Regions from separate parts of the Mus musculus genome. Here region 1 is linked to region 2. The links are chromatin loops, found by intact Hi-C in ENCODE. Cell type or tissue: gastrocnemius. All regions are shown on one strand. Each heading gives the region's core, and the rest is flanking DNA. Links, peaks and the distances in the headings are about the cores only.

What was found. Hi-C counts contacts between places; a loop is a spot of excess contacts. Peaks named below come from ENCODE experiments on the same cell type or tissue, not always from the same donor. Only the 100,000 strongest peaks of a DNase experiment are listed, where the experiment ranks them.
Region 1: it touches region 2 in a loop (2.6-fold over the local background); 2 of 42 quality-filtered maps call a loop at or near these places.

The regions. Positions count from the first base shown.
Region 1 is chr16:24,183,717-24,191,114 of GRCm38, reverse strand. Gm31814 (a long non-coding RNA gene) reads left to right here. Exons shown (of 3, transcript XR_003951916.1): 3 at 4,830-5,058. Among named protein-coding and RNA genes, the nearest start is that of Gm32126, 28 kb to the right of the region's middle. In gastrocnemius, for the core only: no CTCF peak of the experiment used is centred there; no DNase peak of the experiment used is centred there; H3K27ac peaks cover 4,586 bases.
Region 2 is chr16:24,070,929-24,078,326 of GRCm38, reverse strand. It overlaps Gm46545 (predicted gene, 46545), which reads left to right. Exons shown (of 2, transcript NR_155457.1): 2 at 688-1,852. Among named protein-coding and RNA genes, the nearest start is that of Gm46545, 8.1 kb to the left of the region's middle. In gastrocnemius, for the core only: no CTCF peak of the experiment used is centred there; DNase peaks (open chromatin) are centred at 3,143 and 5,002; H3K27ac peaks cover 3,929 bases.

The DNA.
Region 1 (7,398 bases), core at 1,048-6,047, 110 kb before region 2:
ACAGATGATGACTGGCTCAGGCTCTAGGCCCCCCATTACTGGGAGCCTTCAATCCTGTCACCACAGTAGACTCCACGGAGTTTCCATTGCACTAGATTTTTACCTGGTCCCTGAAATGGCCCTCAATTCCAGTCGTCTCTCCCAGTCTTCTCTCCTTCTATCCCCTGCACCTAATCCCTCCTACTCCCAACCCAGCAGCCCCGAGTCCATTCAAGAAACCTATTCTATTTCCCCTTCCCAGGAAGATCCTTACAACCCTTCTTGTCTGTGGATTATAGCATGTGTGTGGATAAGCCTCTCTAGGTCTGTGGATTATACCATGATTATCCTTTACAGCTAATATCTATGTGTAAGTGAGTGCATAACATGTTTGTCCTGTTGGGTCTAGCTAACTTTACTCGGGTTGGTTTTTGTTTTTGTTTTTGTTTTTTTCTACTTGTATCCATTTGCCTGAAAATTTCATGATGCCATTTCTTTTAAACATCTGAATAATAATACTCCATTGTGTAAATGTATTACTTTGCTAAAAAAAATCCATTCTTTAGTTAAGGGACATCTCGGTTGCTTCCAGTTTCTGGCTACTATGAATAAAGCTGCTATGAACATAGCTGGGCAAGTAACCTTGTGGCAGGATGGAACATGCTTTGGGTATTTACCCAGGAGAGGTATGGCTGGATCATGAGGTATATTGATTCCCAATGTTCTGATTGGGAAACTGCCATATTATTTTCCAAAGTGGGCAGCACGTTTGCACTCCCACCAGCAATGGAGGAGTGTGCCCCTCTCTCCAAATCCTCGCCAGCGTAAGCTGTCACTTGTAGTTTTGATCTTAGCCATTTTGACAGGTGTAAGATGGAATCTCAGTTGTTTGATTTGCATTTCCTCAGTGGCTAAGGATGTTGTACATTTCTCTAAGCATTTTCTCAGCTATTTGAGATTTTTTGTTGTTGTTGAGAATTCTTTTTAGATCAATACTCCATTTTAAAATTGGATTATTTAGTGCGTTGATGCTTAGTTTCTTTTGTTCTTTATATATTTTGGATATTAGCCTTTTGTTGGATGTGGAGTTGGTGAAAATTTTTTTTCCTTTCTGTAGTTTGTTGTTTTGCCCTATTGTATCTGTTGCTTTACAGAAGCTTTTCAGTTCCATGAGGTCCCATTTATCAACTGTTGATCTAGTGCTTGCACTATTGATGTTCTGTTCAAAAAGTTGCCTCCTGTGCCAATGCATTCAAGGTTATTGCCCACTTTCTCATGGATCAGATTCAGCATATCTGATTGAGGTTTATGTTGAGGTCTTTGATCCATTTGGACTTGAGTTTTGTGCAGGATGATAGCTATCAATCTATTTATAGTCTTCTACGTGCAGGCATCCAGTTAAACCAGCATACTGGTCACTAGCTTATTTCCATCCATCTTCGTATTTTTCCTCCCTATTTTTGACTACCCCATAAGCAAGATTTTCATAGAGAAGTGACTGGTTTTTCTCCACTCATCTTAACCACCCCCTTCTTACATTTTGAGACAGGGTTTCACTCTATGGCCTGGAGTTTTATCCATAATCCTGGCTGAGAACTCAGAATACTTGTGCCTCAGCGTCCTAAGATTACAGTGATGGAATTTGTATTACGCTATGGGATGATTTGTGTTCTCAGCTCCCAGAATGACTTTTCTGAAGCTGTAAGATAGTTCTATTCCTGCTGAACTGCTCACGGTGAACCATGCAGCCCTTTCTGATCTGGCTCTGACACCCTGCTTGTCTTCATCTCTCACTCTCTACATCATATTTAATATTCACTGAGCTTTCTCCCTATCACACTTCCTAATGCTTTTTCAATATCTGAACCTCTGTGTATGTCTTCCTTGTGTTTGGAGGCTTGCCTTCCAGATCAACATTCCTGTTTCATCTTGCCCCTCAGGCCTCATTATCCATGTAAATTCACTTCAGCCAAGCCACTAAGATCTTCCTGTAAATTCTAAATGTATCACTGAAGTCTTAGTTCCAATGAGTTAAGTTTTAGTAACTAATACCGTCAACTTTGACAAAAATTAAGTTTAAAATTCGTCATTACTTTGTCTCTAAGGCTCTTGGCATTAATTGCTCTGTCAGTACATGAGTATTTGCATGAAATACCACGTGGGATTCTTTTTAGGTCTAAGTACCCAAAAAGGTTCATTTTCTTTGATGAATTGCTAATGCAGCACTGATTCTAATTTATCTCTTTTGGGGTCGGATAACATGACACCCAGAGTCAATATTTTGTTAAGTTCTTGCAAATGTGTTATCTGTATAGACAACACTGCCCAATAGAAAGTCCTATAATTGTGGCAGTATTTTTATTTGCAATGATTGTCCAGTAAGAAGTCATTAGCTGCATGTGGCTAGTAAGCCTTAAAGTATGTCCAGTGAGCCCAAACTTTAAATCTTAAATCTTATTTAATAATGTAGCTAAATACAGTGGCTATCACACAGAGAGCGTGGAACTAGAGATATTGTAGTCTATTTTTATGATATTGGGTTGGTATTCATTTTTATACGGTCTTCTTTGTCCGTTATCGTGTTTTCTATGCGTTGCCTGACTTCTTTGTGGCTAGAGGGAAAAAGAAAGAAGTTAGAGTCGGATGACTCACATTTGTGTTTGGTTTGCTTTCTCTTGCTGTGATAAATATCAGGACCAAAAGCAACGTGAGGAGGAAAGGAGTTGATTTCAGCAGGAGCTCAGGGCAGTGACCTGAAAGCAAGAAGTGGAAGACACTGGCTTGCTTTCAGGCTCACATTCAGCTACCTCCTTACACAGCCCAGTCCCACCTGCCTAGGCTTGATGTAGCCCACAGGGCCTCCTTCACCATTAGCAATCAAGAAAGTGCCCACAGTCCACTCCAACGTGGGAAATTCCTCAACTGAGGCTCCCTCTTCCCAGAGGTGACTCAGGTTAATGTCCGGTTGACAGCTAAAGCTTCTTGTGGCAACATCTACATGAGGAATTGGTGTTAAAAGCAATGGGATTGTTTGTTGTTTGGGGGGAGTGGTCGGTCTCTGTCTCCAACCTCCCCACCCTGGTCTCTTTCTTCAGTTCTGGGAAAGTACACCGGCCTGTTCAACAGCAAAAGGAAGGCTTGATGCTGGTGTACTTTCCCAGAACTTTACTCATCCTCACGTCTTCTCAAACCAAAGAATCAGGGCCCTGAATCTGCACTTAAAACACAAGACAGATGGAGCCGTCATCTTTTTCAAGCCACTACAGGCAAATACTGTACTAACTTAAAGCAAATAGGAGCATCCACATCTCCTAAATATGTTCTGGGAAGGGAAGACCATCCTGAAAATTCAGGAACCCATTGCTTTTTATTAAGAAAATGGTTAAAAAAAAAAAAAAAAAAGCCTGGCGGTGGTGGTGCATGCCTTTAATCCCAGCACTTGGGAGGCAGAGGCAGGCGGATTTCTGGGTTCAAGGCCAGCCTGGTCCACAAAGTGAGTTCCAGGACAGCCAGGGCTATACAGAGAAACCCTGTCTTGAAACCTCCCCCACCCCCAAAAAAAAAAAAAAAAAAAAAAAAGAAAAAGAAAAGAAAAAGAAAAAGATGCTAGAGACAGTGAGGCAGGAGACTTGCTGCAAATTTGTGGCAAACCTGGGCTACAGACAGAGACATTGCCCCAAAATCAAAGTCAAAGTTCTAGTCAGCGCAGCTATGAACCATCTGGGTGGCACAACCATAGTCAAAGTTTCCTCTTCTTTCAAGTGAGAGGACAGGACAAAATGACCTTTAATTTCCTGTCTAACACGGTGATAGCCGAGCTAGCTGTGTGGAGCACTTAGCGCTGACGAGGAGAGTTATCTCTTGCAGTGATATGCAGGTCTAACGAACAGCTTTGTTTCCATTTCAAAGACTTCAACTTGTCCCAAACTGCACAGGAGGCAAATGGAGGTTTCTATCTGAATCTCACCATCTGGCTTCAGCAGGCCCCTCTTACCTGTTTTTCCACTCTGAAACTTAGTTTCTAACAGGCCAGGATGCCTTTGTTTTTCTGGATAGTTAAGGAATTGTGACCATTAAAGCTAGGGCTTTCAAAATAAATGCCCAACACAGTTCACATCAGTAGGTAGGTTTGTAACCAGTGAGAACAAGTGTGAGTACTGGACAAATAATATTACTAGCTGACTAATTGAGTATGCTTTTGTATGAAGAATGTGGGAGTGCGTGGCTCAGTCACAGTGCAACTCACTCACAGGGCTTAATACGTATGTCCTATGAGTCAAAGAACACAGGACACTCTCAGAAAGGGATAACTCAGTTAAAAAACAAACAAACCAAAAAACCCTTAACAAACACCTCTTAATGCTTGCTCAATCCTCCAATATCTCTAATGCATTGGTTCTAGTCCCTTAGTTCATCGTTACTTTGCTATTGATCCAGTAAGTCAGTAAATGTTTGTTTGTTTGGTTGTTTGGTTTTTCGTGACAGGGTTTCCCTGTATAGCCCTTGCAGTCCTGGAACTCACTTTGTAGACCAGGCTGGCCTTGAACTCAGAAATCTGCCTGCCTCTGCCTCCCGAGTGCTGGGATTAAAGGCGTGCGCCACCACGCCCGGCTGATCCAGCCAAGTTCTTATGCTCGTAAGTATGCTGGAAACAAAGAAACAGGAGCTTTGGGAATTTTAAGTTCAACCTAAACAGGATGAGGATTTTTCTCCAAATTACTATCAGAGCTATCCCTGGCCTCTGTTCTGTGCAGTTCACTGCCTTTCCCCTCTCTCTGACTGGGGATGAGAGCTGATTCCTCGGGAGATAGGGCAAAGGAAACAACTGAAATTTCATCTCATCTCTGCAGATGTCAGGAGCGATGGGACACCAGAGGCGGAAGAACCTATGTCCCCAGGCTACAGCAAAGCTCCCAGCCCTATGAAAATCATCTAGCCTGCTCTGAGCCACATGCCTAGAGGTCACAGAGGCATGCGGGAAAGTGAGAGGAAGTGGAAACGTGCTACAAAAAGGGCTCAAAGCAATGTGCTCACCACCGGAAAAAAAAATAAAAATAAACACCCTCAGAAATAGTGTAACTGATATGCAAAGAAGATCAAAACAAGGTTTAAAATATCTTGGCTGATTTAGAGTTGGTGGGGGTGGTAAATGAAGGGAGGGTATAAAAGTGTTAGGGCTACATGGCCCTCTGCAGCCTGTCCATGATGCGAGCCCTGAACCCCAAAGAAACAATATGGCATTTACAGGCTCAAAAAAACTGAACCATAGTAGCAAGGAGAATGGTCATTCTAGAGGTTATGGAATGGACTGAGGAGACTGGTAAAAAGAATGCAGAATTTCAGTTACACAGAGAAAATGGAGAATATTATTGCACATGGTGAGCAGAGATAATATAGGATAATAATATATTGTCCTCTTAAAAAAATTCCAAAGAATTTCTTTTCAGCATTATAAAAATGATAAGGTGATTCATACATTAATTAGTTTGATTTAGTCATTCCATAATGTGTACTGATATCAAAACATCATGCTATATGTCTTAAGCATGTGGAATTTAATTAGTCACTTCAAAGGATGAGTAAACACATAGAACTAATGTGGGTGGCACATGTTCTTCGGACTATCTCAGAGGCAGAGATGGACCCCAGAGCAAGAAGCTGGCTGTTCCTAAGCCCCAAACTCCTCCCTCTCAACCCTTGCTCTTCCTGAAGGCTCACCCTATTTACCTAACTTTATGTTCTTTCTTTCTCTCTTTAAAGAAAAAAGCCACCACCACCACCAACAACAACAACAAAGAAACAAATTTCCCAATGATCAAAACAAAGCCACTAAAAGATATGAAAAAACCAACCCACAAACAAGGAGTTTGTTTAGTGTTAGTACACTATTCCTGGGCATGGGACCTGCCCTGGGCTGTGGTTGGTAGATCCAGTGACACTCCATTGGAGAAAATGGACTTTCTCTTTCCCAGAAGCTGACAATCAATCCCAAATAACTTCTTAGGGGCGGGGCTCTGCATCTACTTCCCCTTCTCAGCACTAGGATTTAGTGTGGTTTAAACCTGCTTTCTTACACAACTCAGGACCATGTATCCCGGTATGGCACCTCCCACAGTGTACCAAGTCATCTCATAGTCATCATTAATCAAGAACATGTCTCACGGGTATATACCCACAGGTCAGTCTGATGGAAGGAAATCTCAAGTGAGAGTCCCTCTTTCTGGGTGACTCTACTTGGTGTCCAGTTGATGAAAGCAAACCAGACCAGCCTGCGGAGGCAGTTTGCATGCCTTCCTGATGTTCCTTTGCACTGAAGGTCCAGAGAGTGAGTGTTGTGGCAGATTCAAGCATTGGAATGTCAGGAGGAAGAATCACTATGAGCCAGGGTGAATCCAGAAATGTTTTTGTTTTTGTTTTTTTTTTCCAGGAGAAAGCATTTTGTAATGTGTTGAGGTGTAAACCCAGGGCAATACTCCAGAGGCTTAAATGCATGTTGTGGGGGTTCAAACAACCCCTAAAGGCTGAAGCAGTACAAATAATGTCAGGAGGACATTTCAAAGCCACCATTGTAAATGAATGCAAGGAGACTCCAAATGAATGGCTGCAGTTTTAACTGTTGGGTGTTTAGGAGTTGCCGAGCGTCTGTGAATGGACAAGTCATCTGAGAACAATAGTATTATAGAAAGCTTTTTATTTAATTAGACATGCAAGATGGATAATAAAAAAAAGATCACAGGGGCTCTGAGCATGGAGTCAGTTGGACTATACTGCTGTCTTTAAAAGTTTTAAATTAACTGATGAATGTGCTTGTGTGTGTGTGTGTGTGTGTGTGTGTGTGTGTGTGTGTGTGTGTGTGTATACGTACATGTGCCTTCCTGCGCTTGTACAGGACAGTGGACAGCTTGTAGGAGTCAGTCCTTTCATGGTGGCAAGTGCCTTTACCTGATGCCACCCCCTATTATACTGCTTTCTGTGTAACCTTTGTTGATATACATCCAGATATAAATATAAATACATATAATCGCCTCTTCTCTACTTTAAAAATCTGTCCCATCTATCCCCCAGTGAAGTGTTGAATATCACTTTCAATGAGAAATGTTAAAGAATTTTAAACTATAAAGCTATAGAACAAACCCAAGAGATAATGAAATAGCCAGGTGGGTGAGAGGAAAGCTGTAGGAGCCCTGGGAATGGGTGGAGGGAAGATTGGTGGAGGCCAAATATCATCTTCCCTTTTCTTTCCCAGTACTTTCCAGTGTCACCTGCCTTCAAGTGGGAGCAATCACCAGTCTGGGGCACACAGAACTGATGATCTAGAGTCAGAGAACCCAAATCCTTAAAGATCTCTAGTAACTTCTTCAAGGGAATAGGAGAAACTAAAAACCTGGCTCTTCAGCTTGGGATGTCAGCAAACATCTG
Region 2 (7,398 bases), core at 1,214-6,213:
ACCTCCAGGACACACATATGTGAGGACATGGAGAAAGCTCATTATCAAATCAATAAAATCAATAGAGATGGATGAGATGAAGGTGAAACTCAGTGTCTTGTGCCTCTTTTTTATGCTCACTGCAGAGGGCAACCTCAGTCTCCCTAGAAAGAGAGGACATGAAGGCTCTGCCTTCTGTCTACTGCCAGAAATGGAGAGGAAAGGCAGACTACCTTGGGGATTCTTTCAGAGGACAAAGTAGTGAAGGGTGGAGAAGATGGAAAATGGACAATTCCCCAGTTGTTGCAGGACAGAACTTCCTGACAGTGGTGTACTGGGAAGAACTGGGTTGCCTTCTGGAAGAGGAGTCAGATGCTATTAGGAGATGTCATTAGATGTAGAGTCATATAGGCCATCCCAACTTGAGAAGACATCCTATGTTAGCATCCTGGTCCAGTGGCCCAGCAGGCCTGAGGCGGGGCTTGTGTCCGAGGCCTCAGGGTGAATGAGGCTGAGTAGATTGTTTGGTGTGTCAACTGCTAAAATACCCTCTCCAGCCACGGCATTTTGGGTTTCTCCCACACTTGAATGCCTTGGGAGGTGAGTCTGGGCAGAGCTCATTTGTTCCACAGTACTTGGCTCTGGTACAATGCCTGATGCCTGGTCAGAAAGCATTTTATAGACAGCTGTTAACCATCTTTATTTCAGAAGTGTGGTGAGAAGAGAATTAAGAAACAGGTGTGGGACTGGCCACCAAGAGAGCAAGTGGGGAAGGTGCCCAGCTCCAGAGCAGAGGGGGCCTGAGCCCACACTGTGATTCCCAACCATGGGGAACAATGGCACCCACTGGGAAGAGCCCCCAACCCGGAATGTCTTAGGAGTCTGCCTTCTCTTATGAAGTCTCACCATCTCAAGGCCCAAGCTGCTATAGAGGTCAGAGTCATGCTCCGGAGAACCCACAGGACCAATGTTTCCCTTTGACCTCATTGAGAACTAGTAAATGCAATAAGTCCTTGTGGACTCTTAAGGAATTCTGTCTGGACTCTGAAGAAAATAGAGTAGAGGTCACAGCCAAATCTGCCCGCGTGTCGAGAGGCTGGATTCCAGAAACGAGGGAAACAGAATATTGTTTGTGAGAATTGCAAGCATCTGGAGAGTCAGAGGCATGAGGCAATGATGGCACAACCAGGGGATAGCATTTTCTTGAAAAGGCCTTGAATTTTCATGGGTGAGAGAGCAGAATGTTGTGCTGAAATGACAAGTCTCTACTCAAAACCCCTAAGCCACTCTAGACTTGCTGTGTGACACTGGAAACCAACCTCTCTCCATCTTGTTTTCCTTACAAGGCTAAGAATGTATGGCCAGGCTTGACAGAGGGCACCGATGAGATACTGCACGTGAAACTCCTATAGCTGGCAACGTTAGATAAAGGAGAAGTGCCAATATAAACAGCCCTATCCACTGTGCTTTCTCACGTGCCTAGGCAAGGGGCTTGTGCTGGCATGGCTAACATTCTCTACTTTCAGAGAGCAAGACACAAAGAGATGGAATAGCCACGGATATCATTCAATATCACCTGGACCAAGAAGTAGAGTGTCCCTTGGGAGAAAGACCTCGGTGCCTACCCATGGCATTGCACTTCCTCTTCTGAGAATGGCACCATTACAGAACTATCCAGGGTGGGGCCCCAGACCACAGAGACTTCCTTCTGCCTGTCTGCTAGAGGGACATCTGCTGGGATGGTTAGGAAGGTAGCCACTGTCACAAGCTCCAGGGCCCAGAACTGCCCTTCTGCTTCTCCACCCTGCCTCTTTCTGCTCTTGGTATGATCTCTGCTTTGGGGTAAAAGAGTGGGTGCCTGGCTGCTGGGGGTGGGGTGGGGTGGGCATCAGGGAATGGGTGTTTGTCTTTCTTTGGTTCTGTGCTCTTTGGATTTCATCTATCATACAGATAATTACCCAAACCATTTGAGTTCTGCTTCTGCAACAGGGTGTCCCCACTGCGAGGTCCTCTAACCACGGAGTTCCCCACACCCACTCTATCCCCTAAAGCTCATCCTCACCATCATCATGACTCCATAAAATGACAGGAGAAGAGATGTGAAGTGAATCATCATGGCATTGGAGGAGGGGCAGAGAGAGAGAGAGAGAGAGAGAGAGAGAGAGTGTGTGTGTGTGTGTGTGTCTGTGGGTCCAGATGAGTGCTTCTTAAACAGCCTCTTGACTTTTTCATATGATTTGCTGAGCCCCATTGAAAGGGATAGAAAATTCAGGGTGGAGGCATATTGGCCCCAAAGGCAGCCAATGTGAAAATGAATTGAGGCTGCAACCAGCCTCTTAGAACACAGGACAGCTTTTCTTCACATCCCCAGGATGGGACACTGGGTAAGGGGATTACACTGTCACACCCCTGAACCTCAGCCTCCCTCCTCACCAGGCCTCTTTGGACCTCAGCCTCACCCTCCCTGAGGCCTCTGACATAAACCCTGCCTTGGGCCTGCTAGGCCCTGGATCAGAATGCCAACATAGGATGTCTTCTCAAAGGATCCACCACTAGAGCACATGTCCAGGGACACCCCAGGGTCCTAAACTGTGGATGTTCTTGAGGTCTTAGAGGACAAGGACTTTGCTGGGTAGAACATATAAATGGAATGAGTGAGGGTGAGTATCTGCTCCTTCATCAGCAAAAGGACTAAGACATCAATAGAAGAAATATAGACCATTGCAACTACAAACAAAAGGAAAGGACTTTAAAAGTCCCTGTGTATAGATAGCCCTGTGGTTCTCAAACTTGACCGTGCCTCAGAACATGAGGACCAGATAGAATAGGTGATTGCTTGGGCCCCCTCTGAAGTTGCTGATTCCGACTGTCAATCCACTTCTATATTTCTGTTGCTCTGGTATGGAATTCCATTGCTGCTGCTCTGCGGACCATGTTGAAGAGTGACTGGTTCATTTTTTTGGTTTGGTTTGGTTTTTTTAAAGCCTAATTCATTTCATCCATGGCCCAAGGTGCCCCGACAGGTGAGAGGTAAACAAATAAAAATCACACTTTCTCATTGCCTCTCCTCCCTCACCCCTACTTGCTCATTGGGTTCAACCCTCCTGTACTGCAACACAACCCGAGCAAAGAAAGCTATCCCCACCCAGGCTCGCTAATGGCTTTATCCACTCCTACAGGGTGACATGCATGACTTAGAGCTGGCACTCAGCCATCCTGTACTGACCATGGAAGAGGTAGCCTACCCTTAGGATTTCAGTGTGCGTCTATAGATCTCCCTGATCCATACTTTCACTCTAATTTCATTGTTTTAGCTCATTGTCCAACGTACTCTGGTTGACACCTTTGAAGTGCTGGCTGGTTGGTGAAAGATTTCTTCTTACATTCAGGGGCTTCACTCTGACAGAAAAGGGAAAGAAAAGAAAAGGGAAGGGATGGAAAGAAAAGGGAAGGAAAGGGAAGGAAAAGAAAGGAAAGAAAAGAAAAAAGAAAAAAGAGGAAAAAGAAAAAGAAAAAGGAAAAAGAAAAGAAGAATCAAGTCACTAGACTATGAGGGGTGTAGAGAAAATATCTTGTGTCTGTATGGATGTGACACCTGTCAATAGTATAACTGATGCCCTATAGCGGAGTCAGAAAGTTGGAGGTGGGACATCCAAAAAGCAGAAAGGATTTTGGGATAGTGCCAGGCACAGGAAATTCACCAGGGAAAATGTGAGGAGATCGATGTGTGGTACCTGAGCACAGGTAACCAGTCACATGGCAGAATGTAGATTAGGATAAATGGGTTTAATCTAAGTTATGATCGAGTCAGAGAAGAGCCTAGCTGTATGGCCAAGGCATTTGTAAATATATGTTGAGCCTGAGTCTTCTTTCTGACAGCACGAGACTGAGAAGAAGAACCAGACCTGACTTCTACAAAGGGAAAAGCAGGGTGTGTGCAGAAGGCGTACTAGGGAAGCATATCTCAGTCCGTCAGGAAGGGGTCAGTATTAGGCAGGACCCAGCCAGAGTATGGGAGCACCGAGTAACAAGGGGTACTGAGTAGTGGTACTCACTGGAGATCAGACGCTCTCCATCTGGCTTCTGTCCTCACAGTCCTGAGGTACCATTTACAAATCCTTCTTTAGAAGTGGGGACACCAAGGCTCAGAGATTGCTGAGGGCCACACAGCCATCCAACATTAATTTTTTTCTGACTCCAGAGCCACATCTAACATACGATCTTATTGCTCTTTGCCAGACATCAACAACTAGCACCTGTTGTTGGTCACGAAAGGCAGGTTTACCAAAGCACTGGGCAGGTGTGGGGAACCAAGAAGGCTGGGAAGGTTAGGAGGGGGGACCCATGTGTTGTGACTCTTGATGCACAGTGTGAAGCATTGACACCTAACTCCTGGGGTGCTTGGGCATCAGTGAAGGATTCTGAACAGGAAAGGAATGCATAGCACAGCTATGTTTTAGGAAGCTGGGACAGAGGCGTGTGTGCACCCTTGGCACAGAGAACACATGGCAGCGGAAAGCAAGGGCCTGGCTTCGGATGGATGACGGGAGCAGATGAGACTCGGGATAGATGTCATTCTCACTACTGCTGTTGCAAATATTTGACCACTGACTGCATGCTTGACCTATGCTGAAGTCATCTGATCCTCACCATAGCATCCATATCAGATCTCTCCCTCTGACGCTACTTTTTCACTGCTCATGAGTCTCCATTTCTCCATACTGAGTACTGTTTCTACTTGGGAACAGGACCTAAGACTCCTTCCTGAATATAAGGGGATCCAGGGCTGAGAAAAATGAAAGATCAAGTACTCCCAAATTCACTTCTTCTCCTGTCCTGACAGCTGAGGAGGCTGAGGCCTGGAGACAATCAGTGGCTTGTTCCATCTAGGAAAGGATGGACATACTGACCAGAGGCTAGAGGGCTTTCTTGCGCCAATGCCAAGAGCCCACTCTGGATTTCTAGGCCAGGCTGGAGGCCCTGCAGCTGTGGCGGGTGCCAGATGGCATCCCAGTCACCAGGCTGCAGGGCGCCTGAGGACCCTGTGGTAAGCCACGGCTGGCAGCACCTCCTCCCTCTGGCACTTCGGGTGCAGAATGATTGAGTGAGGGGAGGATATGCCGTGTAGGGGCAGGAATGTTGGTGTCTCAGCACTTGGTAGTGTGAGTTACAGCTGCTCAGGGCCAGCCCAGCATACAAGCTGAAGAGGCAGCTGCCATCTTCACCTTGTCAGAAATACAAAAAAAGAAAGAAAGGGAAGGGAAGGGAAGGGAAGGGAAGGGAAGGGAAGGGAAGGGAAGGGAAGGAAGGAAGGAAGGGAAGGGAAGGGAAGGGAAGGGAAGGCAAGGGAAGGAAAGGAAAGGAAAGGAAAGGAAAGGAAAGGAAAGGAAAGGAAAGGAAAGGAAAGGAAAAAACCATGCTAGCCCATGCAGCCAGAGCAGAGGCAATGGAACCTGATTGGAAAAATGGCAGCATTGCCCAAAGAAACAGGGACAAGCCATGAGTTAGGAAACCCCGGCTCACTTACGATTTGATCCTTCTCTTTCAAACCATGAAGCCTTGAAGAGCCTCTTTAATCTGTTCGTGGATATACTCTCTTTTCTCCTCCCTAGCCTTGCACTATAGGTGGTATGAGTGAGTTGATGTGTGGAGAGGAGAGTTGAGAAAAGAAAAGAGGAGAGAGCAGAGAGTGGGGAAGAGAGGGCTGGGGAGGAGAGGGCATTTGCAACCCAAGGGGTTCTGCAGATGCCATTGGAGTTGAAACTAGTAACGTTAATGTTGATATGGCTAATCTCCGGGGAAATATGGTGATACAATTGAGCATTTGCAAGGAATTTATTTGAAACCTGTATTGTCTTTGCTACTGCTCTATGAAGCTTAAAATACTTCAAAAATGGTAATTCTTACATTCTCTTTCATTGCTTTCTCTTCTATTCAGGGAGCTTTGGCTGAGCAGGCACACTTCAGAGGTCTACAGGCCTCTGAAGGACCTGCCTCCTAGCAGGGAGACCAATGTTATTCTATATCCTAAGCAGGGCAAAGATCTACTGTGCTAAGAGGGCTAAAGTCCCGGCAGCAGAAAGCCCTGGTTTGGGGTGGCCAGGGACCAATGCACAGGCTGATGTAGAGCTACAGCGGAGGTGAGATTCCAGCTTTTTGTGGAGAGCAGGGGCTTACCAATCATATAACCATAGAAGTGCCTGCCCAGAAGAAAGCCTCAAAATGCATTCTAGAGAGAAGGAAGCTGTGTCACTATAGCAGTGTCTGATCGTGCTGGGGTAGAGGGGCCTGGGAAAGGAGTGGGCATGAAGCCCAAAGAGGCAACATAGAAGCAAGTCTGTGGATTGTGAGTGTTTTCAGAGACTTGGGATGTCACTACAGGAGAAATGGGGCATCAGGGGAGGCGGGAGCAAAGGAGTGACACGATCCAGGACATAGCTGAAGAGAACCTGTGTTCCTCCACTGGATTGTTCTCTGGGTTCGGCCACCCACCTGGTCTCCTTCCCTGACCCCTGGACTTCTGATTTAGGTTCGAGACTGAGGATTCTAGAATTCTAGAATCATGGAGGAACCCAAAGCACCTCGGCTGAAAGGAGCTGTGTAATCACATGTTTAGAGAGAGACTTCTTCCCAGTCCCAGTACTTTGTGTGCCTTTTCTAGTCCCATGAAGGCCAGGCTTCCAGCGCTGCAGGCTTCTAATTTGTTCAAATGTTTTGTTCTATACACGATGGTACCTGAGGCCTTGCAGCTTATTACAGCTCACTGGGTAAATCAAAAGGCCCCTGGGTCCTGATGTTAAACTCAGCTAGTTGAACATAAGGCCACCAGGGGAGAATGTCTTCCCTGTAGAATGATGGGTTCCAGGAACGGTGGTGTGTCAAGCTTATTTCTACCCCTTCTGCAGGTCAGTCCATGCCTCCCTGCCCATCCCCACTTCCAGCGAACTCATTCTAGGAAATTATGATCTGCAACGGGGACAGACTACAGGCACTCTGAATGAAAGTTTCTCACTGTGTGCATCAAGAACTTAATATATATCAACAAACCACACAGACCCAGGGTATGTGATAGTCTGCCCCACAAGGCTTTGGAGTTGAGATTCTCATGGAATACAACCTTTGCTTCTAAAATTTTAGAGGCTCTTAGGAAGTAATTACAAGGAATGGCCCCAAATGCTGCTTGGGTGTCTCTTGTAGAGATTACAGTCTCGGTGCCTAAAAAGCCAGATAACAGGCATATTACATGGAGCAGCTGAGTGGGAGTAAATTAGGACAGATGAGGGGCAAGGTAAAAAGTCACTGTGTTTCTTTGCTGGAGATGCCACAACACAGAGCAGGCTGGGCCATCTAAACAACAGAACATATTGTCTTCCAGGCTTGACTCCAGATGCCCAAAGTGTGGGTGTGGGCATAGTTGGT